Linked DNA regions of Mus musculus: region 1 is linked to region 2. The links are chromatin loops, found by intact Hi-C in ENCODE. Cell type or tissue: left cerebral cortex. All regions are shown on one strand. Links, peaks and the distances in the headings refer to the core of each region. The heading gives the core; the rest is flanking DNA. Region 1 holds the start of Gm31545 (a long non-coding RNA gene). Region 2 overlaps Gm9725 (a long non-coding RNA gene).

What was found. A loop is a pair of places that touch in the nucleus more often than their neighbours do. Peaks named below come from ENCODE experiments on the same cell type or tissue, not always from the same donor. Only the 100,000 strongest peaks of a DNase experiment are listed, where the experiment ranks them.
Region 1: it touches region 2 in a loop (5-fold over the local background); 5 of 42 quality-filtered maps call a loop at or near these places.

What each region holds. Positions count from the first base shown.
Region 1 is chr8:82,830,486-82,846,472 of GRCm38, forward strand. It overlaps Gm31545 (a long non-coding RNA gene), which reads right to left and starts at 7,049. Exons shown (of 4, transcript XR_387821.3): 1 at 7,026-7,049; 2 at 2,662-2,770. In left cerebral cortex, for the core only: a CTCF peak has its summit at 11,273; a DNase peak (open chromatin) is centred at 11,217.
Region 2 is chr8:81,061,059-81,077,045 of GRCm38, forward strand. Gm9725 (a long non-coding RNA gene) reads left to right here. Exons shown (of 5, transcript XR_001778596.1): 5 at 1-218. Among named protein-coding and RNA genes, the nearest start is that of Gm9725, 37 kb to the left of the region's middle. In left cerebral cortex, for the core only: no CTCF peak of the experiment used is centred there; a DNase peak (open chromatin) is centred at 8,551.

The DNA.
Region 1 (15,987 bases), core at 3,525-11,524, 1.8 Mb after region 2:
GCTAATTTAAAAGAAAAGAAAAAAAAGGTTGATACTATCAATAATAATGCCATGCCTATAACAAATATATAGCTCAAAAATTAGGTTGTCACAAAGCAGTATTGCTAACTGCAGAACCCTTGCTACTATGTTTTATTTGTTCATTGACCTTTTTTGCCTTTTATGAATTATATAGAAAAGAACATTAAGACATATACTTGCAATTTTTCAAACAGCGCACATCCTATGATCTCTAAAAGACTCACATTCTACAGTAACTACGTAAACCAACATTCTGAAGCTATCAGATGATAAACTGATTAAGGCACACTCTCAGCTGCTTTTTCTGTTGCTATGATAAAAACCTTTAGAAAAGGAACTCAGGGAGAAAGGGCTTAATTGGCTCACAAGTCCAACTTGCAGTCCATCACTACAGGCTAGTCAAAGCAGTAGGGAATTAAATCACCTGGTCACATTACATCCACACTCAACAGCAATGAATTATTGTGTGCTGGCTAGTGCAGATCCTACTTTCTCTACTAAAAAAATACATACATTTTATCTAGCACTAGAACATGCGTGTGTGCGTGCGTGCATGCGAGAGAGAGAGAGAGAGAGAGAGAGAGAGAGAGAGAGAGAGAGAGAGAGAGAGAGAGAGAGAGAGAGAGTGTGTGTGTGTGTGTGTGTGTGTGTGTGATGTGTGCTGGTGTTCATGTGTATGTCATAGCATTATGTGGAGGCCAAATGGAAACTTGAGGGAATTGTTTCTTTCTTCCACCATGTGGGTAATGGAGATTGAACTCAGATCATCAGAATTAGTAGCAAGTGCATTTGCCTGCTGAGTCATCTTGCCAGCTCAGTATTCTTCATTCATATATAAATAAGGTGTCTCTGCCAAAGGAATGACACTACCCACACTGGGTAGGTCTTTCCACTTCAATTAGCATAATGAAGATAATCCCTCAAGAACCTGGCCACACTCTAACCTAAACAATCCTTCAAGATTCTTTCCCAAGATGATTCTAGATTGTGTCCAGTTGAAAATTAAAACTAGCCATCACAGATACCCATGGGTTTAACTGATTATAAGCAAAAGCTTTATAAAGAGTGGCTCATTATATACTCCCTCATATACAAAGAACCCTAATATTTAGTAAAAATCAGGAGTGTTGGAGCATACATAGGAATGTTATTTTAAGAGGTTCTTGCTATGAAAACATGATTGCCAACCCTTAGAGCTCTTAGGAAGATATCAGAATATGAAGGCCTCAACTTAATCACTCATGGCCCAGTCTCTTTCATTCCTCTCTCTCTCTCTCTGCTCACTGGCCATCATGAGGGAAACAGCCCCCTTTATCGTGTGCTCTCCACCACAATGTTCTCTCTTATTTTAGTCCACAGGCAACAGAGCAAAAAGGTCACAAGCTAGTTCCATGAGCAAAACAAATCCTTGGTTTATGCTGTGTCTTCTGGGTGTTGGTACATTAACAAAAAGCCCAAGTCACACTGTAGTCATAGGAATATCCCAAGGCAATGAAATGAAAGCAGACTCTCCGTCCTTTTCCTCCTTCTCCTTTTCTTTCTCTTCTTCCTTTTCCTCCTCCTCTCCTCGCACTTAAATATCCTTATATCCCTTTATTTCAAATCAATATGAATCTCTTGATTTTCATAACCTAATTGTTTATTCTAGTACAGTTACAACTCAAATTAATATTTTAAGACTAGAGGAAGGCAGCTCCAATCCTAGAAGCTCACCAGGGCACATGGCTCTCCATCTGGCTTAGGTATATACATATAGGGTCTAGGTCTAGGTTCTAGGTCTAGGTCTAAGTCTATGTATAGGTAGAGGTCTATGTATAGGTATCGGTATCGGTATCGGTATAGGTATTGGTATGGTATAAGTATAGGTATAGGTACAGGTACAGGTACAGGTACAGGTACAGGTACAGGTACAGGTACAGGTACAGGTACAGGTACAGGTACAGGTACAGGTACAGGTACAGGTACAGGTACAGGTATAGGTATAGGGCCAGATCTAGGTAAGGTCTAGGTCTAGGTCTAGGTCTAGGTCTAGGTCTAGGTCTATTGAGGCCTAACTCCTCCAATGCTTAGTGTCAACCATTAAATGCATTATCTTAACCATCCTTTTCATCACCTAAAGAGCAAAACAAACTACTGCATATGGATGAATGGGGAAGAAGACTCAGGAGATATTTTTCCTCTATCCACATCCACATTGTCATCAGAGGTGTGACGAGGAGAGCCTACTTCCCTGCTCCTTGGCACAGGGTTTGGTTGTGTGACTTGCTTTCGCTCATGAAATACAGACAAATATGTCTAGGCCATTTCCATTGCTCCCATGAGTTTCCACTGGGCCCTTTCAACTCTGCCACCACTACACAAGGCAAATGACCCAGCTCATATGTTGTCCCAAGAGAAAGCCAAGAAACAAATTGAGCAGAGCCACTCTGCTGACCACACTCTGAAGCCAAAGCATCTACTGACCAGCAAGCCCATGAGGATACAACAAAATTTCTATTGTGTGCCACCATTGTGGGTTTTTCTAGAGAGTACTATTATAACAATAGCTAATTAAAACATTAATCTTGCATATAGATGTTAATGTACAGTGGGAACACATTCTATTGTATGTATTAAAGAACATATAAAAAATAATTTTACCTTATTCTTAGCAGAGCTAGTTATTCACAAGAAAAGAGGCATTGGGATATGATGTCACAATATCCTCTGGTGAAGAGCTTCCCAAGAGTCATTGAAATATGAATAATATCTGCAGAAATATATTGGTTCCAAAATAGGAGGATTATAAGAGTTGAACACATCTTAACTAAATATCTCTGAAACTTTATGTCAACTAATCAGGTGCCTTTGATGTGGGCTGTGTGTCTACTGTATTACAACCAACTGTCAGTGTGGAGATTAAGGAGCAGGCATCTTTTCTTGAACTCACAGCTTTTAAAACACCCTTGACAGAAAAGCTGAGACTAATTAAAAAGGTGGATCCACGACCTCTGTTTTGTGGTCACTCACAAGCAAGTGATAACAGTGGTTATTTGCAATTCTCTCTCTCTCTCTCTCTCTCTCTCTCTCTCTCTCTCTCTCTCTCTCTCTCTCTCTCTCTCTCTCTCCTGCTGTACACACACATACAATTTATTGGATTTGTAAGTACACTGTACATTACAAACCATATGTGAGTCACCATGAGGAAGGATAATCCCTCCCAAGATGGATCATGGGAAACTGGAGAGAGCTAGAGAAAGCACAAGACACTCTGGAGGTCAGGAGGCATCACCTTCTCTAAGCCACTTTCCCACAAGCCACTGTATACAGCCTTCTGTTGGAAACTGTTTCTTCCATTTTCCTAAACAGCTCATGTCTACCCTCATCACAAGAATTCTTGAAATTACTCTTTTGCATTTGTCTTCTCTGGAAGATTGTGGCTTTGAAGGGCCGTGGCAGAATGCTTGGAATGTCTTTTTTTTCTTTTTTGATTTTCTGAAATGGGGTTTCCCTGTGTATCCCTGGCTTTCCTGAAACTCATTTTGTAAACCAGGCTGGCCTCAGCCTCCTGAATGCTGGGATTGAAGGCCTACTCCCTTCCTAGCTCCCTTGGCATATCTTATGTATGAATAAGTACCATAGACTAAGGATATGATTCCTCATGTCTCCAAAAGGAATATAGTCAATCAAAATGAAGATGCTGCTGTCTTGAAAACCTTCTTATAACTACCAAGTCCATTAAGGACCAAAAGTTCGAATCATTCCTAGGACACTGTGGTGCCAGGTAACACATAAATAGTTGCTCTCTGAGGCCATTCCAAATATAAAATTGTTTCCCAGATGTTTTAATATCATTAAATGGAAGCAGACTAAATGCATCTACTGGAGTGAGTATACTGTTTTGGAAATCAAAATGAAGGCTATGCTCCTTTGTATGAACAATAACCACATAACTTTAACAATACACTTTTCTCTGTGCAGCCAGGAAACAAATCTAATTTCATTTTTCTAAGCCAAGTGGAGCTATCTTACAATAAGTGAAATGGCAAGTGTAAATTGATGGTCTATTTCATCGTTTATTCAGTCAGTTGTGTGAGGATGGAGTTGAAAGGCTTGAGAGATGGCAGAGCAGCTAAAGGCTCATACTGCTCTTGCAGAGGACCTAGGTTTGGTTCCCAGCATCAACATGACAGTTCACAACTGCCTATAACTGCAGCTCTGGGGAAAGCCAATGCCCTCTTCTGGTTTCCAGAGGCTCCTGCACACATGTGTACATGTAAATTTATGCGGGAACACACACATATGCCTAAGTAAAAATAAATAAATAAATCCTTAATAAATTTGTATTTTTGAGAGTATTATTATATCATTTCTCCATTGCCTTTCCTCTCACCAAACCCTCCCATATACCCCTCCTTGCTCTCTTTATGATAGATTCTGACAGTTCTGAAAAATCTAGAATCAAGTTTCAAATATTATATGGTGACTCCTGCCTCATGAAAAAAATCTTTTATAGGGGCACAAGGCATTAAGTTAATGTTAGGAATATTTCCTCTAAATAACAGGAATTACAGGTAACTTGCTCCAAAGGATACTTATCAATCAACATGCTGTATATCATCTAAGGTATAACTGTTACAGATATTTATAATAATGGAATATATTGTTTAACATGATGAAGTCTAAAAGGCTCATTGCCTCTAAATTTGATTCAGTATCTCTATTTCCTTTCATTTGTGACTCATGATTTCACAGCTCTGCAACATCAGCTTTATTACAGGAGCAATGAACCATTTCTAAGTCTAAGTATACGTGTGCAATGCGCAAGACAAACATTGGTGCTAGGATTCTGGTTTCTGAAATGAAGCCTTTCCTGGACAAATTCATCTGCTCCCTTTACTTTTCTTATTAAGAGAACAGGTTGATTATAGATCAGCTATTAAGGAGGCAAAGACCTTAGAAGCCACAGAAATTGTATTAAGTGATATATGGTCCTCATAAGTCTAATGATATTTTTAAGCATCAGAACTTCAATTACCTTTGTAAATGTCAAAAAAAAAAGAGTATCAAACACTCAACCAAAACAAAAGGCAGACCTAAAAAGACCTAAAAAGAGTGTGTAGGAGAAAAATTAGGGTTTAAGTTAATAGCTAAGCATCAGACCTCAATAGATGACTCCTAGGAGACAAATCCCCTGTCACACACATTCCTCTAACCTCAACTTTTGTGTGTGATTCCTGGGGCTGTTTCTGTTGTTAAATATATAAATACTTATTCCTTCTCCGTGAATGAGGCATTCTGATGCTTTAGCAATTGCAGATGTTAAATAGTGTCTCAGATAATAGCTACTTAGTGATAAATCCGTTAATTCTCCTTTTTCCACAAGTGGGCTTACCTTTGCACGGTAAAGCTATACAGTTCGTCTTTGTGAAGGCATCTCCTGCACGTGCACAAGTCAAGACTGCTCACACTCAGATAGCTTGGCAGCACATGATGGCTCCTCCTCTACTTCAAGGGGGCTGTAACTCCCTTAGTGTTGCCCTTGCACCCAAAGGGATTTATCCTCTCCATTCTTTTTTTATTTTACTCTTCTCTCATATATTATATCTCAGACTATAATTTCCACTTCCTCCACTCCTCCCTGCCCCCATGGCACTCTCGCTCCAGATTCACTCCCCCATTTTGTTTCCCTTTAAAAAAGAAATGGGCTTGCCTCCCAGGGATATCCACCCAACAAGGACTAACAAGACACAATAAGACTAGGTTCAAACCCTTATATCAAGGCTGGATGAGGTAGCACAGTAGGAAAAGAAACCCAAGCACAGCCCCACCCCCACTGCGAGGAGTCCTACAAGAACATCAAGCTGGAAGGTATAGGAGTCCTACAAGAACACAACTGGAAGGTATAGGCATAAGACCTAGCTCAGACCAATACAGGGTCTATGTTGATTCCGTTTCTGTGAGCCCCTGTGAGCCCTGTTAGTTGCTTTTGTGAGTGTTTTAGATCTCTCTGGCTCCTACAGTTCTTCCTCCCCCTCTTCTGCAGGGTTCCGATGGCTATGCCTACTATTTAGCTGTGGGTCTGTGTGCATCTGCTCCCATTAGTTGCTGGATGGTTCCCTCTGATGACAATTGTGCTAGGCACCTATCTATGAGTTTAGCAGATTATCATTAGGAATCATTTCATTGACTTTTTTTTCTTTTTTTAGCTAGTCATGTTTGGTTCTATTGAGTCTCTGGGCTATCCTGCCTCTAGTGCCTGGCCATCCAGGCAGTAACAGGCATGATGAGCTCCGTCTCTTGGCACGAGCCTTAATTAAGTAGGACCAGTCATTGGTTGGCCACGCCCACAAGTTCTGGGCCACCATTGCCCCAGCACATTTGGAAGGCAGAACAGATTGAAAGTTGAAGGTTTTGTGGTTGGGTTGATGTCCTGGTCACACTGCTAGAGCCTTGCCTGGTTATAGAAGATGGCTGGTTCCAGCTCCGAATCTCCCATTATTGGGTTGCATCTGCTAGAGTCACTCTCAGGGAAGATTCCAGAGAGTTTCCACTGCATTAAGTTCTACATTGCCTCCCCCAAAATGTCCCCAAATTTCATGATAACATGTATGCTTTTTGTTTCCTTGTCACAGATTTCAGTATGTCCAGTGAATAACCAAAACCAAAGAACATGGTTTTTCAGATTTCAACATACATCAGAATACAAGAGGAGCCTTGTAAAAACAGACTAGAGAGCCAACCCAGTGCTGGGGTGAGACTGGGACATGTTCATGTCAAAGCAAGCTCCAAGTCACTCGAATGCTAGTGCTCTTAGGACCTCCATCACAGCTCAGGACATTTGTAAACAGTGCTGTTATATCAGTACAGATCTCTACAAAATTGCCATAGTGTCATAAGGCTTGCTGATTGTGAAGGAATAAACACAGTTATGGATACGGTAAAAGCACTTGCCGTGCAACTGAAGGACCAGGAGCTCAGATATCCTGCTTCCAGGATAAGCCCTGGAAGAGTGGGTTGCTCACCTGTAGTCAGAACCTGGAAGACAGGGGATCCCTGGGGCAAGCAGTGTAGCTGCACTAGTAGAATCGGAGTGCTCCAGTGAGAGATCTTGCCTCAGTAAATTGTGTGGAAAGTTAAGGAAGAAGATGCCTGATACTAACTGACCTCTGGCCTCCACATGCATACATACACACCTGCCGCATGCAGGTACACATACACATACACACACACACACACACACACACACACACACACACACACACACACACACAGACACGATGCCAACCCCCCACCCCCCAATGGCTGATTGGCTATGGCCGAAATGTCAGGACTAAGGAAGGTAAGTTGCAGATCAAGATCTGAAGACTAGAACATCGACTCTCTAAAACCACCTTAAAGCTCCTCTGCCCGGCCGTGTGCACCAAGTTTTCCTGCCTGCAGATAGATTCTTTACTCGACTTCCAAAGCCATTGTGATGTGTGCTGACATGACATTTCTAGATTGTCACTCTGGAATGTCACACTCTGTTAGTAGGCTTGCTTGTTTTTCTTTTTTATTCCCAATGGCTCATCAAATCCAAACAAACAAAACCCTCTGTTCTCCGGATGTTGTTGTCCCTGTGGAGTAAAGCCCTGCCAGGATTATTTGTGATCAAAACCTTCTTTCTGCCCTCACATGAAGCTTTCCCCTGCTTGAAGATCCTGAAATAGATTCTTTCGAAATATCAGGGTCAAGTGTAAGTGATTCTGTCTTCTCCATTCTTTCAGTGCCAATAGCCCTAAATGTTACTAATTACGACCTTAGCAAACAGAGAAGAGAACATCACTCCTCCAGGAACAAAGGGCAGACCACAATTTCACTAGAAGGAATAAGCTTGATGGCTTGCTACATGGTTTGCTATGCTAAAATTGAAACAGGTGAGATTCCAGTCACATTCTGATGTCTAACCGTGTGGCATCCACATTCAAATCTGAACAGGACACTAAAGACAAAGGAAACACCAGCTTTGGCCCAGGAGCCACACACCCTATACCAAGTCCGACTGGCAATGGTTGTCACATGATTCAGCTGAGCTAGAACAGCATAGAAACTGAGGCAGAGGACAGAGACAATGAGCAAACTCTGCTGCTGCAGTCAACAAATAATCTCAGAAATAGTATTCGTTACAGTAGGGGAAGAAAAGCCTGCAGTAAGACAAGTAGAGCAGGGCTATACACACGCACACACACACACACACACACACACACACACACACACACACACACACACGAGCACTCCTATTCATACATGCACACGAGTGCCCCCCACACACACCCATGCACACAGTGCACAAACACATGTACTCACAGACACACATGTGCAGGCATGCACATACATGCACACTCGCGTGCACACATGCACACACATACATACACACATGCACTCACATGAATACATGCACATGCATACATAGGCATGTACATGCACACACATGTATGAGCTCATGTGCATGCATACACAGTTTATGCACTGTTCTCATTTTGTTTCTGCACTGTGACATATATCCTGATCTAAAGCAACTAAGGGAAGACAACAGTTCATCTCATTTCACAGTTCCAGATCACATCCCATCACTGAAAAAAGGTAGAACCTGCAGGGCAGGACCACTTGCTATTTCATAGAGCATTACCTCTGACCGAGGACCTCACCCACAGCCAAAGACAGTCAGCAGTGACCTTGTTGGGGGCCTGGAAGGGATGCCTATCTAGCTTTCTTTTCTTTTTTAAATCTTTCTAATTTTATTGTATTCTTAAATTTTCAATAATATGTTTATTAATTCCTTGAGAATGTGTCATTACTTTCTTTGATTTTTCACATAGTTTCTGTTGAGTTGACTGGAGACTAAGGCTTCAATGTGGAACACAGGGAGCACTGAGGTTTTCAAACTGGGCCTGGACCTGACTGCCTTTTTAACAGAGGGCAAGAGAAACAGGAGCCATCAGGTCTCGTTGGATGTGGAGTCCAAAGGGTAAAGCCCCTACCCCCAGCCTCCCATCAGAAAAGAGCAGGCCTCCTGGGGACATGGACCAAACCCAGTGTAACAAGCTACAATAAGACCAGGCACATATCACTACATCAAGGCTGGGCAAGGCAATCCAGTAGGGGGAAAAGGTCCCACAAGGAGGCAAGAGTCAGGGACAGCCCCTGCTCACTGTTAGGATTCCCACAAGAACACCAAGCTACATTATCTAGCTTTCTTACATAGTACAGGACCATCTGCTGAGGGAAAGGTATTGCCCATAGTGGGCTGGGCCTTCCTGCTTCAATTGTCAACCAGAACAATCCCCTACAGGCAATTTCTCAACCAAAGCTTTCCTAGCAGGCGACTCTAGGCAGTGTCCTGTTGACAGCTAACGCTAACTAGAATATACATGGATGGTACCTATGCTTATATACAATTTGACTTAATAAATAAAACCTTTATGTTTGTAATTAACTTCTCCCCAAACATCAAAATATAGATGAAAGAAGAAAAATAGAGCAGGAACTCATGGTCAAAGAATATGTGTCTTTCAGTTCATTTTATTTTGTCTCGCTATCCTGTAATATATGTATAAACATATATATATATATATATGTATATATATATATATATATATGTATGTATGTATGTATGTATGTATGTATATGTGTAGTTTGGTACATGATAATTTGAGAACAATTTTATAGAAAATGGCTCATGAATGTATTTAAAGAAAGCAAACATGAGCTATACTTTCATATGTAAAGGGTGTTGGTATGCCAGGGTCTACATTCATTACACTTTCATTTTGCAAAGCCATCCTGTTGGGAAGGCTTACTGTCATACAGATATGCATTGACCAGGTACAGTGATGACATCATGCTGACTCTCAGGGTCACATGGTTGAAAACGGCACATCACATGAAAGACACACTTTCAGTCTCTGTTAGACCCAGCCCCAGCCTGATGTAATGCTCAGGTCCAGATGACCTGATGTTGGAGGGTGACCTACCCTCAAGTGGCACATGGGAAAGTGTAGTCTATATGGGAAGACAGTCTGAAGAGCAGTATGTCAAAGCCCTTTAAAGTAAAGACTTAAATAACTTTCCCGTCATACCATTGCATCATAATTGGCATCGAATCATTTGGCAGGCAGAGGTATAGAGTTCCAAAGAGGCACTGTCTGGAGCCTGTATCCTTTGAACTCCACATCCAAGGAGATCTAATGGCTCGTGTTTCTCTTGCCCTCTGTCAACAAGAAGGCAGTCAGGTTGAGGCCCAGTTTGAAAGCCTCTGTTTTCCCTGTGTTCCACATTGGAACCTTAGAGTCCAGTCAACCCAACAGAAACTACATTTAAAAAGCCAAAACAGGTAATGACAGAGAGCCAAGAGGTCCACAACTATAGCCTTATCTGACCATTTGGTGGCAACCATGAGGGATATACAGGACTCGGGAGGTGACCAAGCTTTAGACTTTTAATGATTGTGAGTAATATCAAACATAAAATATTATTTCATATGTGATGGCTATTTGAAATTCTCATTTTGGTGTACACATAAAAGTATGTTGGACAATACCCTCACAGTTAGCTGAATAACCCAAAGCAGCTGAGGAGACCTGAGAGGAGTTTTGACTAGTTCTCCTTATCTAGCTCCTACTGTAACCTCTGGCCTCTGGCCAAAGGACTCAAAAAGAGTCTCTTGCTGTGGATTGCAGAATGTTTTAAACTGACTTTGCTGAGGAATTTCTTCTTCGAGAAATATCTCTTGTTATATCTGTTCTAAGGCATATCAATTTGGCAACTTCATTGCAGATCATTGATTCTACTGTTAACAGAAAAGAAGAGCTAACTAATGGTGAGGTTTCAGCTTGCCTGTGTGTGAAGGTCTAGGTAGAAAGGATGAATTCTTTCCTTCCTTCCTTCCTGAGGAAGAGAGTGATGGGGCAGGCAATTCTGGGAAAAAAGCATTCATTAATAAAATATAACCCCACCATCTCTACACTGGTTTATTTGGCCGAGGGGGGGGGGAGGGTCGTTTCTTGACAAATAAACAAAATGTCAGCTAAAAGTTAGTTAGGAATTGATTGTGTTAATGTTTCATCCACTAAAGGATAAGCAGTGCAAAGTTATAATTCCTAAAGCCTTAGGGAATCGACACTTGTGACCCCACAACTACTGATGTCATTTCCCTTGGAATTTTAAACTGAATCAAGCTTGGCTTGGTGAAAAGACACATTTTCCTCTATGAACAAATAGTGACCTCCAGTGACTGAAGAAGGGAAATACAGCCATAAATTGATTCCCCCTTTTTAAATTTTGTTTTGTTTTGTTTTTTTAATAAATTATTTTATTTATTTACATTTTAAATGTTGCCCTACTCCTGGTCCCCCCAGCAGAGTTCATCCCCTCATCCCCTACCCCCTTTGCCTATGAGTGCGTGGCCCCCATCCCTGTACATTCTTTGGTTGATGGCTCAGTCTCTGAGAGCTCCCAGGGGTCCAGGTTAGTCGACACTGTTGGTCTTCCTGTGAAGTTGCCACCCCATTCAGTTCCTTCAATCTGTCCCCCAGTTCTTCCATGAGAGTCTTCAACCTCCATCCAGTGCTTGGCTGTCGGTGTCTGCATCTGTCTTACTCGGCTGCTGGGTGGAACCTCTCAGAGGAGAGCCATGCCTGGCTTCTGTCTGCAAACACAACAGAGCATCAGTAATAGTGTCATGGATTGATACCTGACCATGGGGTGGATTCCAAGTCACTGGTCGACTATTCCTTCAGCCTCTGTTCCATTTTTGTCCCTGAATTTCTTTTAGACAGGAGCAATTTGGGGTCCAAAGTTTTGTAGGTAGATTGGTGTCCCCATCTCTCCACTGGGCGCCCTGTCTGGCTACCAGAGGTGGTCTCTTCAGGTTCCATATCCCCACTGTTGGATATCTTGGCTAAGATCACCCACATTGAGTCCTGGGAGCAAGCCCCCACCAGGGGGTCAGGGTGGGGAGTGGGGGCTATGGGGGTGGGGAGCATCTCTAGGAAGTCTCTTGTCTAGATTTTAGATGCTATTTCTATTATTTAACAAGAAGCTACAGAGTGACATGGGGTGGTTGGTACAATTCTGAGCATAGGTGCTATCTTAGAGGTAGCATACCATGATGAACCAGACCCCCATGTTAGATGCTTTATCTCTGGCCTGAGCCCTGAGCATCTCAGCGCCCTTTTGAGCAACTGTGTGTAAGAGTGTACATTTGCAAACAAGGGGTGGTAATGTGGTGCTATGCGTATACCTTCTTCCTCCATGTCATGAATCATACCCTGACTCTTATTAGGACATACAGATTCAGTATAGAGATGGGCAATAGAACAGTTGGGCACAAGAAGGGGGGGTAGTGTGGGGCAGTGGGCATGGGAGAATAAAGGGATTGGGGGAAAACCTGCATCCTGCCAGAGAGTTCTGGTGCTCTGGGCAGACAGACGTGGAGGACTGCCACATGCTTTCCACATGGCCCCAGGTGGGTGTCTGGCTGTGGGAAGCTATGGACCCAGCCCATGGTGGGGGGTAGGGGGTGGACAAAGGGTAGTCCTAGGTCTCTGGGCCTCAAAGAGGCCAGAGATAACAGATTCTCACTCTCGGGCATCCCAGACACCACTGGTCACCACAGAAGAGCTAAGAACAAAATGGGGGCCCCGGGGAAGGCTTGGTCAGCGCCAGGGTGGAAGGGAGGATAGGGCAGGGAAAGAGGGGGTGCTGGTTGATTCCCACGCGGCTGAGAGACCTTGGTCTGGTCCGTGGCTGGAACGCAGGAAGGCCTTCTGGCAGGAGGTTAGAAGAGGTTCTTTAGGGGAAAGCCTATGCCATTGTTCTAGCATGGCAGACCTTGATGAGCAGGGAGAGTCTATGGTTTTAGAGCTTTGTTGTAGAAAGGCAGAGAGAAGGAGAGAAGGTAGAAAGAGGGAGAGAGGCTGGCCATGGCCATGTGGAGGGTGGGGGAGGGAAAGAGAGAAAGAGGGCTACAGATGAGAGTAAGAAAGGTGAGAACTTAAAGAGGGAGAAGGGGCCAAGCAGCCCCTTTTATAGTGGGCTGGGCTACCTTGCTGTTGCCAGGTAACTATGGGGAGGTACATACCTGGCTATATTCAGGTAAATGTGGGGGTGGAGTTTAGCCAGAATACCACAAGCTTGGGACATTGTCTATGTGACTTATCGTCACAGAATTATGGAGTTGGGGGCTCTGTGGTGTCAGGCATCTGTCTCTGGAAATGTGGGTCACTGTTCTGTCCCTTGTAGAGTTTCCTACTGGGTCGCTGGAGCAAGCCTCATTCAACCTAAATAGGCTGCCTTTTACAGCCCTACAGGATAGGGCACTTCCTCAAAACTAAACAAGTGGAGGCCAAGGGCACTGGGAAGCAAAATCAATGTCTTCCTGATTCTGTTGAAGCCAAACCTTGTGGGCTACCACTGCTTGCTGGTTCCCCATTAATCTGGCTCTCTAGTCACCTGGTCACCCATATTTCTCCTTCTTCCTCAGCAACCAAATTTGACTGCAGTTAAAAGCTCAAACCTGAGCTGGTGGGATCAGAAGTTTTCTCAAGAGCAGTGGTTTAAATGGCCATCCTAGGAATCCCTTTTATTGCTACTATCTATCTACCTACCTATCTATCTACCTATCTATCTATCTATTTAATTTTGAAGTTAAAATTAAATATTTCCCCTGCTTCTTTCCTCCCTCCAACATTTGCTCTTTTTCAAATCCACAGCCTCTATTTCTTTGTCATTACTCTCTCTCTCTCTCTCTCTCTCTCTCTCTCTCTCTCTCTCTCTCTCTCTCTCTCTCTCTCTCTGACACTCTCTCACCTCTCCCTCTCCCTATCCCCCCTCTCTCTCACACACACACATATTTCCAAATGTATAAACACACTTTGCTCAGCCCATATAACGTTGGACATATACTTGTCTACATATGATTCCATGATTCCATGACTAGCAACTTTGTATTTGTATTGGATAAGCTATTAGGGGTCTCCTCCCCCCCCCCAGACTAATTCTGCTCTTGGTATTCCTGACAGTGGCATTATGTGCTCTCTTTTTTTCAATGTGTTGTTGCTTCATTGCTGTCTATAACCACAAGAGGATGCTCTGACAACATGCCTAAGGGGACAGAGAGAAAAGCAGAAAGCACTTGAATTATTTTTTTTATTTTTGAGAATTTTGTACATGATACAATAAAACATTCTATCTACCCACTCCATTATCTCCATACTTCCAAACATACCTGTTTTCAACTTCATGTCTTTTTTGTTTGGTTATAACCAAAGAGTTCAGTTAATGCTACTTATTCACACATAGGCATGGAGCCATCCACTGGAGCATAGGGATTCTACCAGGGGTCACATACTCAATAAAGAATGATCCTCCCTTCTCCAGCCATTGTCATAGCTCCATAGCAAGTGGTGCCATTGACTAATCTGAATTCTATGCTGTAACTCTCCTCTGGTTGCTTTTGCCTTCAGTAGGTCTTGCACTGGTAACAACAGCTGCTGGGATTTCATGACTACGACAGCCACATCCTGTCCAGAAGGCAGCATCTCTCAGCACTCTCCCATCCTCTGGCTCTTCCATCCTCTCCTCCTCTTCTGCAATGTTCCCTGAGCCTTGGTGATGGTGCTCATGGCAGGGACAGGCAATGCAGATGCCCCAGTTAGAGCTGAGCACTCAGCCTCTTGTTCTTGGCATTTCAGTCAGTTCTGCATCTCTCCAGTGATTGGTTTCACAGATCAAGGTTGAGAGCATCCCAGGTCTGTTGGTATCAGGATGTGGGCAGACAAGAGAAGGACCTAAGCATTGACTCCTCAACAGTAGCATTGTGGACTCAGCCAACCTTAGGACTGCCTACCCTGCACTTCTTCCTGTCTGAGAGGCTAAGTCCATTGCTTTTGAATATAGTCTTACCCAGAATCTTGCCAGTTGCTGCTGTATCTTTACCATCAACACAAGGTGCTGCCACAGTCTGAGACTTCCATGCTTGGGAATGCTTGGACTTTTGAGTTGAGTCTTTCTTCTTGTTTAGCTTCTTTGGGTCTGTGGAATGTACATGGTACCTGTATTTTATGGCTAATAACCACTTCTAAGCGAGTACATACCATACAGGTCTTTTTGGGACTGGGTTACCTCACTTAGGATGATATTCTCAAGTTCAATCCCTTTTTCTGAAAAATTCACAATGTTTTGGTTTTTAATAGCTGAATTGTATTTCATTGTGTAAATGTACCACATTTACTTTATCCATTCTCCAGTGGAGGGACATCTAGGTTGTTTTCAATTTCTGACTATTATGAATAAAGCTGCTGTGAACATAGTTGAATAAGTATCTTTGTGGGATGTTGAGTCACCTTTTGGCTTATATGTCCAGGAGTGGTATAGCTGGGTCTTGAGGTAGAACTATTCCCAGTTTTCTGAGAAAATGCCAAATTGATTTCTAAAGTGTTAGTACAAGTTTTGTCAGCCACTAGCAATGGTGGAGTGTTCCCCTTGCTCCACATCCTTGCCAACATGTGCTGTCACTTACATGAGTTTTTTGGTTTTTTTTGTTTTTTTTTTATCTTAGCCACTCTGATGGGTGTAAGATGGAATCTTAAGGTTGTTTTGATTTACATTTTCCCAATCTTTCTTTTAGTTGTCTACAGAAAAATTTAAATATAATGCACGCTGTTCTAGACTAGCAGGAACTTAGAGAGCAGATAGATCTTACAAAAGGGAAGTCTTTGGTTAAATGTCTGAGTCTGGTGAAGGCTGATATGACTCAGCAATTACCTTAGTGGCAGGCCCACACTCTCAGCCTGCCCTTAATCTTTACTGGCTGAATTAAATGATCATTTGGAGCTTACAGTGTTGACGAATGCTGGCTGCACTCTTTTGATCACCTTTGCTTCTGTCCATGCTTCCACCCTTTATAACTTACTGAAAACTCACCTGGTCATGACAAACTATGTG
Region 2 (15,987 bases), core at 5,387-13,386:
ACAGGCCGACGGAGATCTGATTCTGACTCCTTTTGCTCCTGACTTGTCCTTGATGGCATGAGATCCTTTGGCATCTCCATCACACTCTCCATTTAGCCAGGGCCAAGAAGACTTGCCCTGCAACTGCACTGGGACAGGCCAGTTTCCTCACCTATGGGTCTTCATCTCAGCATCTCATAGGAACGGGGAGAGAGAGAGGAAGGGAGGGAGAGAGGGAGAGAGAGAGAGAGAGAGAGAGAGAGAGAGAGAGAGAGAGAGAGAGAGAGAGAGAGAGAGAGAGAGAGAGAGAGAGCCCCTTTGCAGCTGACCATGCTACCCAGATGTTTCTACATAATGACATCTCCTAGAGCCTGAAACAGGAAATACCACTTCCAGGCAGATAAGTTCTCATCCTTCCCAGACCCTCCCAGCCAGCTTATCTCCCTTCTCTTCCTTCTATTCCATTTTTGTCCCCCAAGCCATCAGGTTCTAAGTGATGGGATTCTTGTTTCCTTTCTTGTCCAATTAAAATATTTCTTGTCATTTCCTTAACTTTCTCAAAATAAATGTTCGCCTTTCCATTTCCTGAAGTCTAAGATTATGAGTGGGCACTGGAAGAAAGAAACCTACTTACAGACAGAGAACACACAGGAAGCCATTTGGGAAGTACTGGTGGGTGCACTCTGAGCTGATGCTGGCAGCCAGTGTTCTCAGGTTTCTCTGGGCTTTCTCATTAAAGAAACTCTATAGCACTTCTTTGTGAAATGGCAGACTGGAAATTAATATTAATATACCCTCTAAGGGTATGGTGCTTTGGTGATTAGGGTTATTATTTATGGAAGCAGGGTGTATCAACTTCATCCTGAGTTCTGAGGACCCACACCTCAAACCTGCTGTATGTAAATGGACGTTTATAGCTTTATGTAACAATGCAATTCCACTGTAGTACTTGCTTACAAGTCTGCATCATCTTTAGATTGATATGAACGCTGGTAAATCTTTGCTGCTTCCCCTATAGTTCTTCCTCTGTGCCCCAGCAGTTGGCGCAGCACTTCACACAAGTACACATTGACATCTGTACTTGGTAAGTAGCAACGTATTGAGAAGCAGTAATATTCTGAAAGGCCACAAGATGGGCTCATTTCACTGTGGAAGTTTGTGAAACACTTCTGAATCATTACATGAGCATTTCTTTTTGAGAGAGAGAGGGAGAGAGAGAGAGAGAGAGAGAGAGAGAGAGAGAGAGAGAGAGAATATTCCTGAATCTTAAGGAGGAATTAAAGTGCTTTTAGTATTCAGCTAGTTATTTAATTATCTAAAATTATATTAAAGCTATAGTATTACTTATCAGTTTTTCTTGTGGCTTTGAAAAACAATAAGATTTAATCTTTACCATTCTTTTCACATTATCCTTATCATAAAACTAAAATAAATATCTTGGTAATATGGTAAATGATATTTCTTGTTTTTAGACCTCAAGGTAGTGATTGTCACTCTTTTTTTTTTTAATATGAAATTTCATTGAGTGTCCCTTTGCTCTGTTTCTTGAAAACTGACTCTGTGTCAAGCAGTGCTGCTCTTAATCAGGAGAGACATCAGTTTCAGTATCATAATACACACACCGAGTCCTGAAAGTCCTGCTGCCTAAACCCACAATGACCACTGGGAAATGGTCTGCTTCTGGGGGTCCGGATGTGAAGGTGTTTGAAGAGATCTGTGTCCCTTCACATAGCAGCTTGGATTGCAGTCTGGCACTTCCAAACACACTAATTATGAAAGCTACCCCCTCCTTCAGAATGTGTTCACGCAGCTGCCCATGATTTATCCCAGATGATCTTCTCTTTTTATGAAACACATTTTCCTTTTCTTCTTTTTGTCACTATTCTAAAATTGCCAGCATAAGTTCCATGATTAAAGGCCTGTGCATGTCATACAAGTTCCATGACTGGAGGCATGTGCATTTCCACTACTCCCTTCATTTCCACTACTGCCACCATGGTTTCTATAAAGACTTTTAGAAAGTTATAATTTGTCTCATGCATCTTCTTGCAATTGTAGCCCTTGAAGCTCACTTCATAGAGCTAATGCTGTTGTCGGCACTGTCTGTGAACCTGATAAGTGAAAATCAGTCTGAAAAACCCTACATTTGTATAAAATAAAATTTCTTAATATCTCAGCTTAGAGGGCAATGCCAGACGTGGTGGTTTTTCATCTGGCTCATGAGGCAGCTGGAGCTTTCTGCCCATCCGAGTACCGAGGATGACTGAAGCTCTGAAGCTCTGTGACTGCTTCCCGGTTGCAGTACTAGGCATCAGCACACTCTGTTCTCTGACCTGTGTCTTCACGACTTCAGTTTGTCAGAGCTGATGTGTCTGTGCTCCCATCTTAGTAAACCTGTGTTTATGCTTTTAGGAGTGTGTATGCTAATATTGTCTGTACTTGCAGAAAGTGGCCTATGAATGTCCTACAGTGTTTTATATATTCCTCAAGAGATTCTTCTTTATAAGTAAATACATTTTAAAACAAAATTTCAGAATGCTTATATGCCAACTTTTTGAGGTTTTAGACCTCTGCGATTGTTCAGGAACTCAACACTTGGCATTACAGCATTAAGGAGTATGTCTAAATTATGGCATAAACTCTATGCTAGGAGAGTCTACCTTGTAATTTTGACATTTGTTCACTAGGCTAGGAGACTGAGATTCAAATTGAGAGACTTGCCAAGTCTCCAAGTATTCAATGATGATAAATTCAGCTAATAATAACCTATTGACTATAGTTTTAAATATATCCTTTTTTGACGTGTGTGTGTGTGTGTGTGTGTGTGTGTGTGTGTGTGTGTGTGTGTGTATGTGTCTGTGAATAATTTTATTCCTTTAGAAAAATCATTTAACAGATGCCCCTCTGGTAACTGTCACGTATAAAGAACCCCAGTCATGAAACCCTGACAGGCAGCCTCTGCCCAGAGGCTCCTCTATATGGAAAGAGTAAACCAGAGGATGCCTGTTGGTGTGTAATGAAGGTGGATTCAGGAGTCCAAGGAGAGACAGAGTTGATTGGGAAAGACGCTGTCTAGCTGATCGGCCTCTTGTTCACAGGACTGGAGCTGATTTCCAGGTCTTCTTAGGGCATGGTTATAATAGTGATCCAACAGGTCCCCTGGACTTATCTCTGACAGATTCCATTCATTAACTCTACAAGATGAGTCAAATGCATGCTGTGAGCTGCACAATCTTCTAGAGGTTTGTGATACAGGAGTGAAGAGAGAAGTAATCATTTCTTCCTTTCTAACAACTAAGCTTTAGCGGGAAGACAGATAACAACCAAATGGAAATTGTAAAATTTTATGGAGGGCATTTGAAGCCCTGAGAGCAGTTGGTGCAGAGGCCCAGGAGTTGGAGGGAAGAATTTCTTGTTTTCACTTTAAGAATGAGATAGGGACCAGAGAGGTTCCTCAGCAGTGCAAACATTTGCTTGTGAAAAGACACAGGTTCAGTTATCAGCACCCACATGGCTATAGACACTGCATGCATGTAGTGTACACACATATATACTCATGTAGACACATCAAATAACAATTTTTAAAAGAAGGAGATACAATATACACAGTACTAAAGTTTCCTCCTCTATCACCTTCATGTCTTTGCCATATAATGTCATGCCATCCCCTGGAGAAAAGCACTCACTGCCGTGCATCTTCATAGCATCAGTAAGGATCATGGCTCAGTTTAAGCAGCTGGTATACACTGAGAGACCAAAGGAGGGCAGGCTCTGGAACCGATCGGTTAGTGAAGAGGTTCAAGGTAGCTCTGTTAGGATGGCTCCAAGCCAAGCAAGAACCCAGGCATCTCTTGAAGGTGGAACAATCCATGTGTTACCACCACCAGGAGTCCAATGCCAGGCACTGAAGAATACATAGAACAAATGAAGCTCCCACCCTCAGGAGACCCAGAGCTGAGGACACCATAGCCCGGGTGTACAGGATGGTTCTGAGGCGTACAGGACGGCTCTCTCGCAGGCTTACAGGATGGCTCTTTATTCTGTTTTTTTGTTTTTGTTTTTGTTTATTTGTTTTGTTTTTAAAAGTCTATCTAGCCTGACTAATGAGGCTATTTATTGACATTTGAACAAGAGCCTCCTCTTCTCAGGGCGTCCATTCTCTCCTTATAGTCCTAGCTGAGTTTTATTCACATGTAAATTCCCTGAGGGACAGGGATAATTCCCACTGTCACTGTTTGCCCAGGTCCCAAGCATGACTCTTGGAATCCCCTGGAACCTGACAGAAGAAAGGCTTACATGCCAGTCTAGCCACACGTGTGAATTCAGACTTATACAGTGCCTTCTTGCCTTGTTGCTGGTTAGAAAGACTGGAAATGTATGGGGACATGAGAAGAGAGAGGAGTCCCTCACAGAGGAACCTGGCCAGTAGAGAAACAAGAATTTTAGCACGACTAACAGCTACTTAAGTCCTGCATTCCTTCCTAGGAATTCCCTTCAGGTATCCCAGCAGAAAGGCCATTTACAGGGAGAGTACATGTTCTAAACCCGTTGTGCAAACCTAGTTAGTTTTGCTTTTACCTTATCTTGTAATTCTTGATCCATCTCACTTGTCACATTGAGAGAAAGAGAGAGAGAGAGGAAATGGTTTCTTAGTCACTGAGAGGTAGCTTGAGAGCCACTGAAATAACATGTATGAGTTGGATATATTATAAATAGATGCACTTGGATATGTCTTTCTTTATGATTGCCTCTTATTCTCCTAACCCTTATGCTTAAAATCTGGATTATGTTATCTTTAATGGAAACTCCCAACTCTACTAGGCTTGATATTGTTATATTATTATTATTATTATTATTATTATTATTATTATTATTATTATTATTATTATTATTGTTATATCACTATTTCATTTGAGCCATGAATCCCACTTTGGCCTGAGTCAAGGTCCTTGAAGATTAGGGGGCTCCTCAGGCGGCTCAGAATGGTGGTGTGTATGCCTCTGAGTCTCTCTGTCCTCTCATAACTCAACAGCCCATTTGGCTGTTGTCTACCTGATCAGGGCTCCTGCCCTCCTAAGCCTGTTAACACAAGCACCTTCAAGTTCTCCAAGGGAAGGTATAATTATTGTAGGATTTAATAACTTTTAAAAGTTTTCCCCACAACATAGGCTGTTTTGAAGAAGAGTCAGTAGAGAAAACAAACAAACAAACAAACAAAAAAACTAAAGTTGTCCACTGACCTTTTGACACCTCTTGTGAACATGGTATAATTTATACCTCACATAATATTCTTTTACCAAAGAATCCTCTAATAAGGTCTGAGCTTAGCTACTTTGCAGTTTGTCACCAGAAGCAAATGATACAGATTTTGTGTGTTGTGTGTTTTCTTAATAAAATCCTATATCTATGTTTGTGCCTCCTTAGGTTAGTTTTCTATCAGTACAATAGCAAGTCACCACAAACTCTAAGACAGAAGATAACACACATTATCTATTTTCTCTCAGCTGTAGACTGGAGTCTGACCAATGGGTCTCATTGGGCTGGCAGAACCAGGTTCCTTTCTGAAAGCTTTAGTCTAGAAGACAATGTCTTCTTGCTTTTCCTGTGTCAGACATCATCTGCATGGCTAACTCCTAGAACTCTTTCCCCATGTTCAAAACCCACATGTCTATGTGACCTCCTTCATCATTGTCTTTTTTTAAATATGGCAGAGATCGATCTGGGTCTGCCTGAATAATCCAGGTGATTTTTGCTTGTATGTGACCAAGTATCCTAAGTCACATTTTCAAAGTCTCTTTGTCCTGTGTGGTGGTTTGAATGAAAGTGTCCCCATAAGTTCATAGGAAGGGGCGCTAATAGGAAGTAGGCATGGCCTTGTTGGAGGAAGTGTGTCACTGGATGGGGGAGGGAGGGAGGAGGAGAGTTGGCTTTGAGGTTTCAAAGCTCTAGACAGGCCCAGTGGCTCACTCTCTCTTCCTGCTGCATACTGATTCAGATGTAAAATTTTCAGTTCCCTCTCCAGCTTCACATCTGTCTGCAGGCCACCATGCTTCCCACCGTGATGAAATGGACTAAACTTCTGAACTGTAAGCCAGCCCCAATGAAATGCTTTCCTTTATAAGAGTTGCCATGGCCAAGATCCTAAGACAGCATGGAAGATGGCATAGTCAGATTCCAGGGGTGATGACATGGATATTTTAAGGCCCTTATTTTGTTTACCTACCTACCTTTCTCTAAAAGCTAATGTGAAATAAAACTGGATACCTATAAATTCTGTGCAGATATCTTTCTGCTTCTAGTTTCAATATATATGCATGTCTCTGTAAATAAAGAAAAAAGTCCTCATTTTACACTTCAAATAAAGAGAAAAAAATTTAATTTTGACTCTAAGGCGCTTCTCTTCCATCATTCTCATTTCTCCCTCCCTCCTTTCCTTTCTGCCTCTTAAAGAAAGAGAAGCGATGTGACTAGCCGGGTGTGTGGTTACCCAGTTTTTCTTCTTTTCTGCTGGTAACAAAGGTAAGCGACCTTTCCACTTCTACTTCTCTTGTACCCTAGTAGAGTTAGCATCCAGACCTGCCTGACTCAGGGGTGAATACAAGAACTCTCCAGTGAGCAGTTTCCTGCTGTGCATGAAACCTAAGTTAATCAGGTCTCTTCCTTGCAATGTTTTCTCTTCTCTATGAATCACAGCTGCCAGTCTCCACACTACAGCTTAGACTGAGATGGTCCTGAACCTGGGAATGGTAATCCCAATGGGTTGCCTAGCTCGTGTCAGGGTGGGCTTAGATCTTGTTTGACTTGCAGCCATGCAGATTTCTAGTCAATAAATCTATTGTTAACCTAACCTAGTTTAAGTATTGTTTCTTGCTCTGAATGGTGGTATACACTTTTAGTCCAAGCACTCAGGCAGGTGGATCTCTGACTTTGAGGCCAGAATTGTTTCTTGCAAATAAGAATGGTCTCAACTCATACCAGTTCTTCTCCTTCTCCCAACCATACCTGTTCCTAGGTTTCTCCATGATTTTGCTAATTCATCAAATTCTAATCTAAAATCAGGGATATCTGTTGTGGAAAGAAAGACCAAGAAATTGGCCTTTCTGACATTGCTTATGCTAATTCATGGGAACACACTGGAAATTTTCACTCCACATTATACTGTTTGTTTTTGGATTACACAATTCAGCTAATTAGAGAGGTTTACATACAGATGCTGGCAATCCTGTTAGTACAATGGCGGCACGATTGACATCTGAATACTTAATTTGTTTCTATGACCAAATTTCTGGAGTAAAAGTAAAATCTTTAAAATGAAATATTTTCATTTTTACTTTGCTTCTGGAACTAATGTATTCTCAACGAAATCTTCAAAGCCAATTTATTCTAAATTCAAATCACTCAGTGCATCGTAGTTTGCAAAGTTCAGTAGGCTGTATAAAAACATTCTAGCCACAGCTCCCCCACAATACTCTGATTCAAGCACATATACAGTTTCACTTTGTAATCTGTCTGCTCATGAGCATAGTTCTGAGACTCAGAAAACTGCTTATATTTTCCAGGTCTATGAGTAGAGGCCTGACATGTACTTCCAATGAGAGAAAAGTGCAGCTCTTTGGGGGAGGGGTTAGAAGAATGCCTTCTGGCTTCTAAGGCCAGTAGGCTTATAAGGTCGGTCAGCCTCTCTATTTATGTTAAGAATGCAGTCCAGCCAGTTTTTAAGCCAAGTTTACTGAGCAGTAGGTCTGCTCTGTCTTTGTGAAATCATCACAGCAGTGCTCCCTCTTGCTCTGGAAATATTAAAGCATAAAGCAAGTGTAGCAGGTTGCTAAGGAGCCCGCAGCATCACGTGTTGCAGAACTCAACTGAGGCTTCAACCCCTTTGCCAGACGGGACACACAGTTCACTTTTAATATAGAGAATCAGAACTGGAGTTCTCCAGTCCTTATAAGGGTGTCACTATGTCTCAACACAAATGTATTTTTATTAATCTTTATTAATTCAGTTTTGTTATTGCTTACGGTTTAAATTTTTTCCCCTGTTGCTGTGATAAAATACTCTGACAAAATCAACTTATGGGGGAAAAGGTTTATTCTGGATCACAGGTCCTTTCTGTCTGCCTTTATATGTCAAGTGCCTCAAAAGTGCCGTAGTCAGAATATGGAAAGTGCCCACAGGCACATGCATTTGAACACTTCTCTCTGATTGGTGCAGAAGGTTGAGAAGGCTGTGGAATACTTGGGATGTGGAGCTTTGCTGGAAGAAATGGGTCACAGGGGCTGGATCTTGAGGCTTGACAGCCCAGCCCTGCTTCTTATTTACTCTCTGCCTCCTGCATGCAGATGTGATGTGACCAGCATGCTCCCTGCTCTTACTGTCACACCTTCTCTGCTTGCTGGGCATTTGGACTGTGCCATAGCCCTTAATCAGGACTTGTCTGGATATTTTTCTATTCCTAAGTTAAAAGTACTTCTCTGGTAAGCAAGATGCTTCAGAATCGGAGAGAAAAAGTGAGATGCTTGTGCTATGAGAGAGTGGGAAGGTGTGATATGAAACTTGTATCGCTTGCCAAAGAGGAAACTGCCTGTCTTGGATGGTCTCCATTTCTGGCTCCTCCTCCTCCCTGCTATCTGTATTGCAGGGATCACAGCGAGCCAGTCTGGAGAATACTGATGAGGACAAAAGTCTTGAGGTAATGGAGCAAGAAGAAGGAAGCTGGGTCTCCAATGACCTCATGGAACTAAGTGTCTCACGAATCTAGACTTCTTGCTTTTCTTTTTGAGGGAAAATAAGCTTTTATCTTATTAAAGCCATTATTTTAGAGATTTTTTTCCATAACAGCATAGATTCTTCTTTAACTAATGTAATGATGAAAGCACTCTTCCTCTGTCTGAGCATGAGAGTTCATGGGGGAGAACTGAGAGGCTGGGAGCATGGAACCAGCTGAGTACAGCAGACTTCCTTTCCAGGGCTGCCCTTAACTAGGGCTGAGGATAACTCTAGGCTTCCAGGGAAAAGTTCTTGACTATTACATGGTACTAGCTAGTTTAGTTCTGAGGTTAGATGAGTTGTTATTTTAAGATGATGGAAAAATTAGCTTAGTTGTGAATGTTACACAAATGACAGGAAGGAACCAGACTAATAATATTTCAAAGGGCTGGGGGGGGGCTACAATTATTTGATAAAAGTTATACTTTATTCAGTTTCTTTAAAAAATGCAATGGTTACTTATAAACTTGGAAACAATATGACTGAAAAGTAATAAATATTGAAGGGAATGTAAATTAAACAAATTACAAGATTAACTAAACTGAGAGCTAATTACTCCGAACTAGTCACAAGATAAAAGTTACAATGAAATAATAATAGAAATTAAAGCGTACGGATAACGACATGTAAGATTAAATTATAAAAGTAGCAACTACTACAGCTTTGCTTTAGTGGGTTGGATAAAGCTTGAACAAATGACTTCAGAAAATGTAATTCTCCACCATCAATTCAGAAGATACAAAAAATCAGAAAGAGCATTCAAATTCCAGCAAATGACAATAGTCCCTGTCTCTTAAGTTCTCATGGGTATATGTTATGGAGCCTTTAAGGAAAGGATAATTCTACTTATAAAACATGTCTACATAACAATAAAAGAAGCTGCATTTCTCAGTTCCTTTTACAAGTTCAGGATTTCAGATATATGACACAGTTATTACAGGAAAGGAAAACCAAAAGCTGCTTTCATTTATGGCCCTGGTTATGAAGATTCTAAACACAATGTTTACAAACTACATCTCAACAGGATGAAAAATGTGGTGGATGCCTCAGGTATGCAGGAGCCCGCTCAGTCTAGGGAATGACAGAATTACATTACAGACTACAGGACCTTAAATGTAATACAGGGACCCCTGGGTCTGGTTCTGTTACTACCGAGGCACGGTCACACATGTACTGGCTCGAAAGAACAAGTCTTCTAGCTCTGAAGGGTAGAAATCATGCTGTCTCATTATGCAGAGCTCAAGGCATGGTCAGGGTACTGGAAGCTTCAGGGGAGAAGCTTGTTCCTTCCAGCTTTGGAAGCTGCTGGTTGTCCTTGAATGGGGCCCCATGTTTTGCCTTCAAAACTAACGCTGCAGCATCCTTCTGCTGCCTCTCTCTGCCTCTGACCCTTGCTTCCCTTCCACAAGGAAGCATGCAGTTTCATTGGCCCAACTAGATAATTCATAATATTCTCCACACTTAGAAACATTAATCACTCCTGAAAGTCCCTTTGTTACCTAAGACATATGCTCAGGCTCTTGAGATGAGGATACAGCTGTCTTGGGAGCTGTTATTTAGCCCAGTGTACTTTTGACAGTTACGCTAGGACTGGAGAGATGGTTCAGCAAAGGCTCTGGCACACAAACCTGACAACATGAGTTTCATTGCCACAAATCATGTAAAGGAGAGAACTGGGTCTGATTCCCTCTTGTCGTCTGAAACCCCCAGTAGTAATTGTAATATAATTTTAATAAAAAATTAGTCTGAGCTTAAAGTTTTACATCATACTGTCAGAAAAAAAAATGAAACAGAACCAAAATGGATTAAAGACTTAACGATAAGATATGAAACTGCAGCTGGGAAGTGGTGTAGGCCTTCAATCCGAACACTTGGGAGGCAGAGGCAGGTGGATCTCTAAGTTCGAGGCCAGCCTGATCTACAGAGAAAGAAAAATCTCTATATGAAACTGCAAGTTACTAGAAAGATTATATAATCAAGGCAAGCTGTCTTATACTGTTACATCATATGATAATTTTTTCTCTCTCTTGATGACACAGATAGAGGCCAAAATAGACCAGATTTAAAAGAGATAAAGGCAGGTTTATTAGGAGGCAGCTCTCCTGTGTTCGCCGATCTCACAGGTAGAGAGGTCAGTGAAGTCACACTTCCAGGATAAAGCAAGGGGGTTTAGTGGGTCCTGGGCACGGGGTGATGATGTATGACCTAGGTGCTAGGATTGTCTCCATCCATAGTAAAAAACTGAGCCCCTGGGCAGGCACTCTTGGGTGAGTTTCCAGAAACAAGAAGACAGGAGTGATAAACATGATAGCCTGGAGTTTTCTTCAAGCAGGGAGTTTTCTCTGTGTGAGTGGGGTTGGGGGAAGGAGGACAGACAGGGTTTCCCAACTTGTGCAGGGGACGGGCAGGAGTTCCAGCCTAACAACATGGGTTTATTAAATTGATCTGTAATATTAGTCTGGGCAATAAGTTTTTGGTATAATACCAAAGAACAAGAAAAGTCAACAATAAAAATGAAAGGAAACAAATAGGATTTCATTATATTCAAAATCTGCATAGAGCTGGAGACTTGGCTCAGTGGTTAAGAGCACTGACTGCTCTTCCAGAGGTCATGAGTTCAATTCTCAGCAACCACATGGTGGCTCACAAACATTTGAAATGAGATTTGATGCTTTCTTCTGGTGTGTCTGAAGAGAGCGATGGTGTACTCATATACATAAAATAAATAAATAAAAGAAAAAAAAAAGAAAAAAATCTTCTGCATAGTGAAAGAAACCATCAAAAGAGTGAGGAAGCAACCTAAGGAATAGGGGAAATATTTGCAAATCACACCACTGATTGTCCAAAATATGTGATGAACTCAAACAAATAAATAGCAAGACAATAGCCCTGTTTGAAAATGGGAGAAGATCTAAGTAGCCATTAACCAAGAAAGACCCACCCATGGCCAACAGGCATGTGAAGAAACATCAACATCACTAACCATCAGGAAAATTGGTACATAAAGTGAGAGCTGTCATTTCATATCTCTTAGGGTGGCTTTGTCAAAAGGACATACGATAATACATATTGATAAGCATGGGGAGAAATAGATACTCGGGCCTCAGCCTCAGCAGCAGCGGTCGCCATCTGGGTTCCGGGACTCCGCGGGACCTAGGAAATTAGTCTGAACAGGTTAGAGGGTGCACCAGAGAACCGGACAGCTTCTGGGACGGGCGGAAGCACAGAGCCGCTGAGGCAGCAGCCTGGGCGGGCCGCAGATAACCGGCCACCATCCGGACCAGAGGACAGGTGTCCGCCTGGCTTGGGAGGCGACCTCAGCCTCAGCAGCAGCGGTCGCCATCTTGGTTCCGGGACTCAGCAGAATTTAGGAAATTAGTCTGAACAGGTTAGAGGGTGCGCCAGAGAAACGGACAGCTTCTGGGACGGGCAGAAGCACAGAGCCGCTGAGGCAGCAGCCTGGGCGGGCCACAGACAACCGGCCACCATCCGGACCAGAGGACAGGTGTCCGTCTGGCTCGGGAGACGGCCTCGGCCTCAGGAGCAGCGGTCACCATCTTGGTTCCAGGACTCCCTGGAACTTAGGATTTTAGTCTGCACAGGTGAGAGTCTGCACCACAGAAGCTGACAGCTTCTGGGAACTGCCAAAGCAACACAGCTTCTGAGAGAGGCCCTGTTTTGGGCCTTCTTCTTCGACCAGGAGGAGGTCCAAAAACAAGATATCTGCGCACCTTCCCTGTAAGAGAGCTTGCCAGCAGAGAGTGCTCTGAGCACTGAAACTCAGAGGAGAGAATCTGTCTCCCAGGTCTGCTGAGAGACGGTAACAGAATCACCAGAAGAACAATCTCTAAACAGAGTCAACTATAACTACTAACTCCAGAGATTACCAGATGGCGAAAGGTAAACGTAGGAATCCTACTAACAGGAACCAAGACCACTCACCATCATCAGAACCCAGTACTCCCACTTCGCCCAGTCCAGGGCACCCCAACACACCCGAAAACCTAGACCTAGATTTAAAAGCATATCTCATGATGATGGTAGAGGACATCAAGAAGGACTTTAATAAATCACTTAAAGAAATACAGGAGAACACTGCTAAAGAGTTACAAGTCCTTAAAGAAAAACAGGAAAACACAATCAAACAGGTAGAAGTCCTTACAGAAAAAGAGGAAAAAACATACAAACAGGTGATGGAAATGAACAAAACCATACTAGACCTAAAAAGGGAAGTAGAAACAATAAAGAAAACTCAAAGTGAGGCAACACTGGAGATAGAAACCCTAGGAAAGAAATCTGGAAACATAGATTTGAGCATCAGCAACAGAATACAAGAGATGGAAGAGAGAATCTCAGGTGCAGAAGATTCCATAGAGAACATCGGCACAACAATCAAAGAAAATGGAAAATGCAAAAAGATCCTAACTCAAAATATCCAGGAAATCCAGGACACAATGAGAAGACCAAACCTACGGATAATAGGAGTGGATGAGAATGAAGATTTTCAACTCAAAGGACCAGCAAACATCTTCAACAAAATTATTGAAGAAAACTTCCCAAATATAAAGAAAGAGATACCTATGAACATACAAGAAGCCTACAGAACTCCAAATAGACTGGACCAGAAAAGAAATTCCTCCCGACACATAATAATCAGAACAACAAATGCACTAAATAAAGATAGAATACTAAAAGTGGTAAGGGAAAAAGGTCAAGTAACATACAAAGGCAAGCCTATCAGAATTACACCAGATTTTTCACCAGAGACTATGAAAGCCAGAAGAGCCTGGACAGATGTTATACAGACACTAAAAGAACACAAATTCCAGCCCAGGCTACTATACCCAGCCAAACTCTCAATTACCATAGATGGAGAAACCAAAGTATTCCACGACAAAACCAAATTCTCACATTATCTCTCCACGAATCCAGCCCTTCAATGGGTAATAACAGAAAAAAACCAATACAAGAACGGGAACAATGCCCTAGAAAAAACAAGAAGGTAATCCCCCAACAAACCTAAAAGAAGACAGCCACAAGAACAGAATGCCAACTTTAACAACAAAAATAACAGGAAGCAACAATTACTTTTCCTTAATATCTCTTAACATCAATGGTCTCAACTCCCCAATAAAAAGACATAGACTAACAAACTGGCTACACAAACAAGACCCAACATTTTGCTGTTTACAGGAGACACATCTCAGAGAAAAAGATAGACACTACCTCAGAATAAAAGGCTGGAAAACAATTTTCCAAGCAAATGGTATGAAGAAACAAGCTGGAGTAGCCATCCTAATATCTGATAAGATTGACTTCCAACCCAAAGTCATCAAAAAAGACAAGGAGGGGCACTTTGTTCTCATCAAAGGTAAAATCCTCCAAGAGGAACTCTCAATTCTGAATATCTATGCGCCAAATACAAGGGCAGCCACATTCATTAAAGAAACTTTAGTAAAGCTCAAAGCACACATTGCACCTCACACAATAATAGTGGGAGACTTCAACACACCACTTTCACCAATGGACAGATCATGGAAACAGAAACTAAACAGGGACACACTGAAACTAACAGAAGTGATGAAACAAATGGATCTGACAGATATCTACAGAACATTTTATCCTAAAACAAAAGGATATACCTTCTTCTCAGCACCTCATGGTACCTTCTCCAAAATTGACCACATAATAGGTCACAAAACAGGCCTCAACAGATTCAAAATATTGAAATTGTCCCATGTATCCTATCAGATCACCATGCACTAAGGCTGATCTTCAATAACAAAAAAAATAACAGAAAGCCAACACTCACGTGGAAACTGAACAACACTCTTCTCAATGATACCTTGGTCAAGGAAGGAATAAAGAAAGAAATTAAAGACTTTTTAGAGTTTAATGAAAATGAAGCCACAACGTACCCAAACCTTTGGGACACAATGAAAGCATTTCTAAGAGGGAAACTCATAGCTCTGAGTGCCTCCATGAAGAAACGGGAGAGAGCACATACTAGCAGCTTGACAACACATCTAAAAGCTCTAGAAAAAAAGGAAGCAAATTCACCCAAGAGGAGTAGACGGCAGGAAATAATCAAACTCAGGGGTGAAATCAACCAAGTGGAAACAAGAAGAACTATTCAAAGAATTAACCAAACGAGGAGTTGGTTCTTTGAGAAAATCAACAAGATAGATAAACCCTTAGCTAGACTCACTAGAGGGCACAGAGACAAAATCCTAATTAACAAAATCAGAACTGAAAAGGGAGACATAACAACAGATCCTGAAGAAATCCAAAACACCATCAGATCCTTCTACAAAAGGCTATACTCAACAAAACTGGAAAACCTGGACGAAATGGACAAATTTCTGGACAGATACCAGGTACCAAAGTTGAATCAGGATCAAGTTGACCTTCTAAACAGTCCCATATCCCCTAAAGAAATAGAAGCAGTTATAAATAGTCTCCCAGCCAAAAAAAGCCCAGGACCAGACGGGTTTAGTGCAGAGTTCTATCAGACCTTCAAAGAAGATCTAATTCCAGTTCTGCACAAACTTTTTCACAAGATAGAAGTAGAAAGTACTCTACCCAACTCATTTTATGAAGCCACTATTACTCTGATACCTAAACCACAGAAAGATCCAACAAAGATAGAGAACTTCAGACCAATTTCTCTTATGAATATCGATGCAAAAATCCTCAATAAAATTCTCGCTAACCGAATCCAAGATCACATTAAAGCAATCATCCATCCTGACCAAGTAGGTTTTATTCCAGGAATGCAGGGATGGTTTAATATACGAAAATCCATCAATGTAATCCACTATATAAACAAACTCAAAGACAAAAACCACATGATCATCTCGTTGGATGCAGAAAAAGCATTTGACAAGATCCAACACCCATTCATGATAAAAGTTCTGGAAAGATCAGGAATTCAAGGCCCATACCTGAACATGATAAAAGCAATCTACAGCAAACCAGTAGCCAACATCAAAGTAAATGGAGAGAAGCTGGAAGCAATCCCACTAAAATCAGGGACTAGACAAGGCTGCCCACTTTCTCCCTACCTTTTCAACATAGTACTTGAAGTATTAGCCAGAGCAATTCGACAACAAAAGGAGATCAAGGGGATACAAATTGGAAAGGAGGAAGTCAAAATATCACTTTTTGCAGATGATATGATAGTATATATAAGTGACCCTAAAAATTCCACCAGAGAACTCCTAAACCTGATAAACAGCTTCG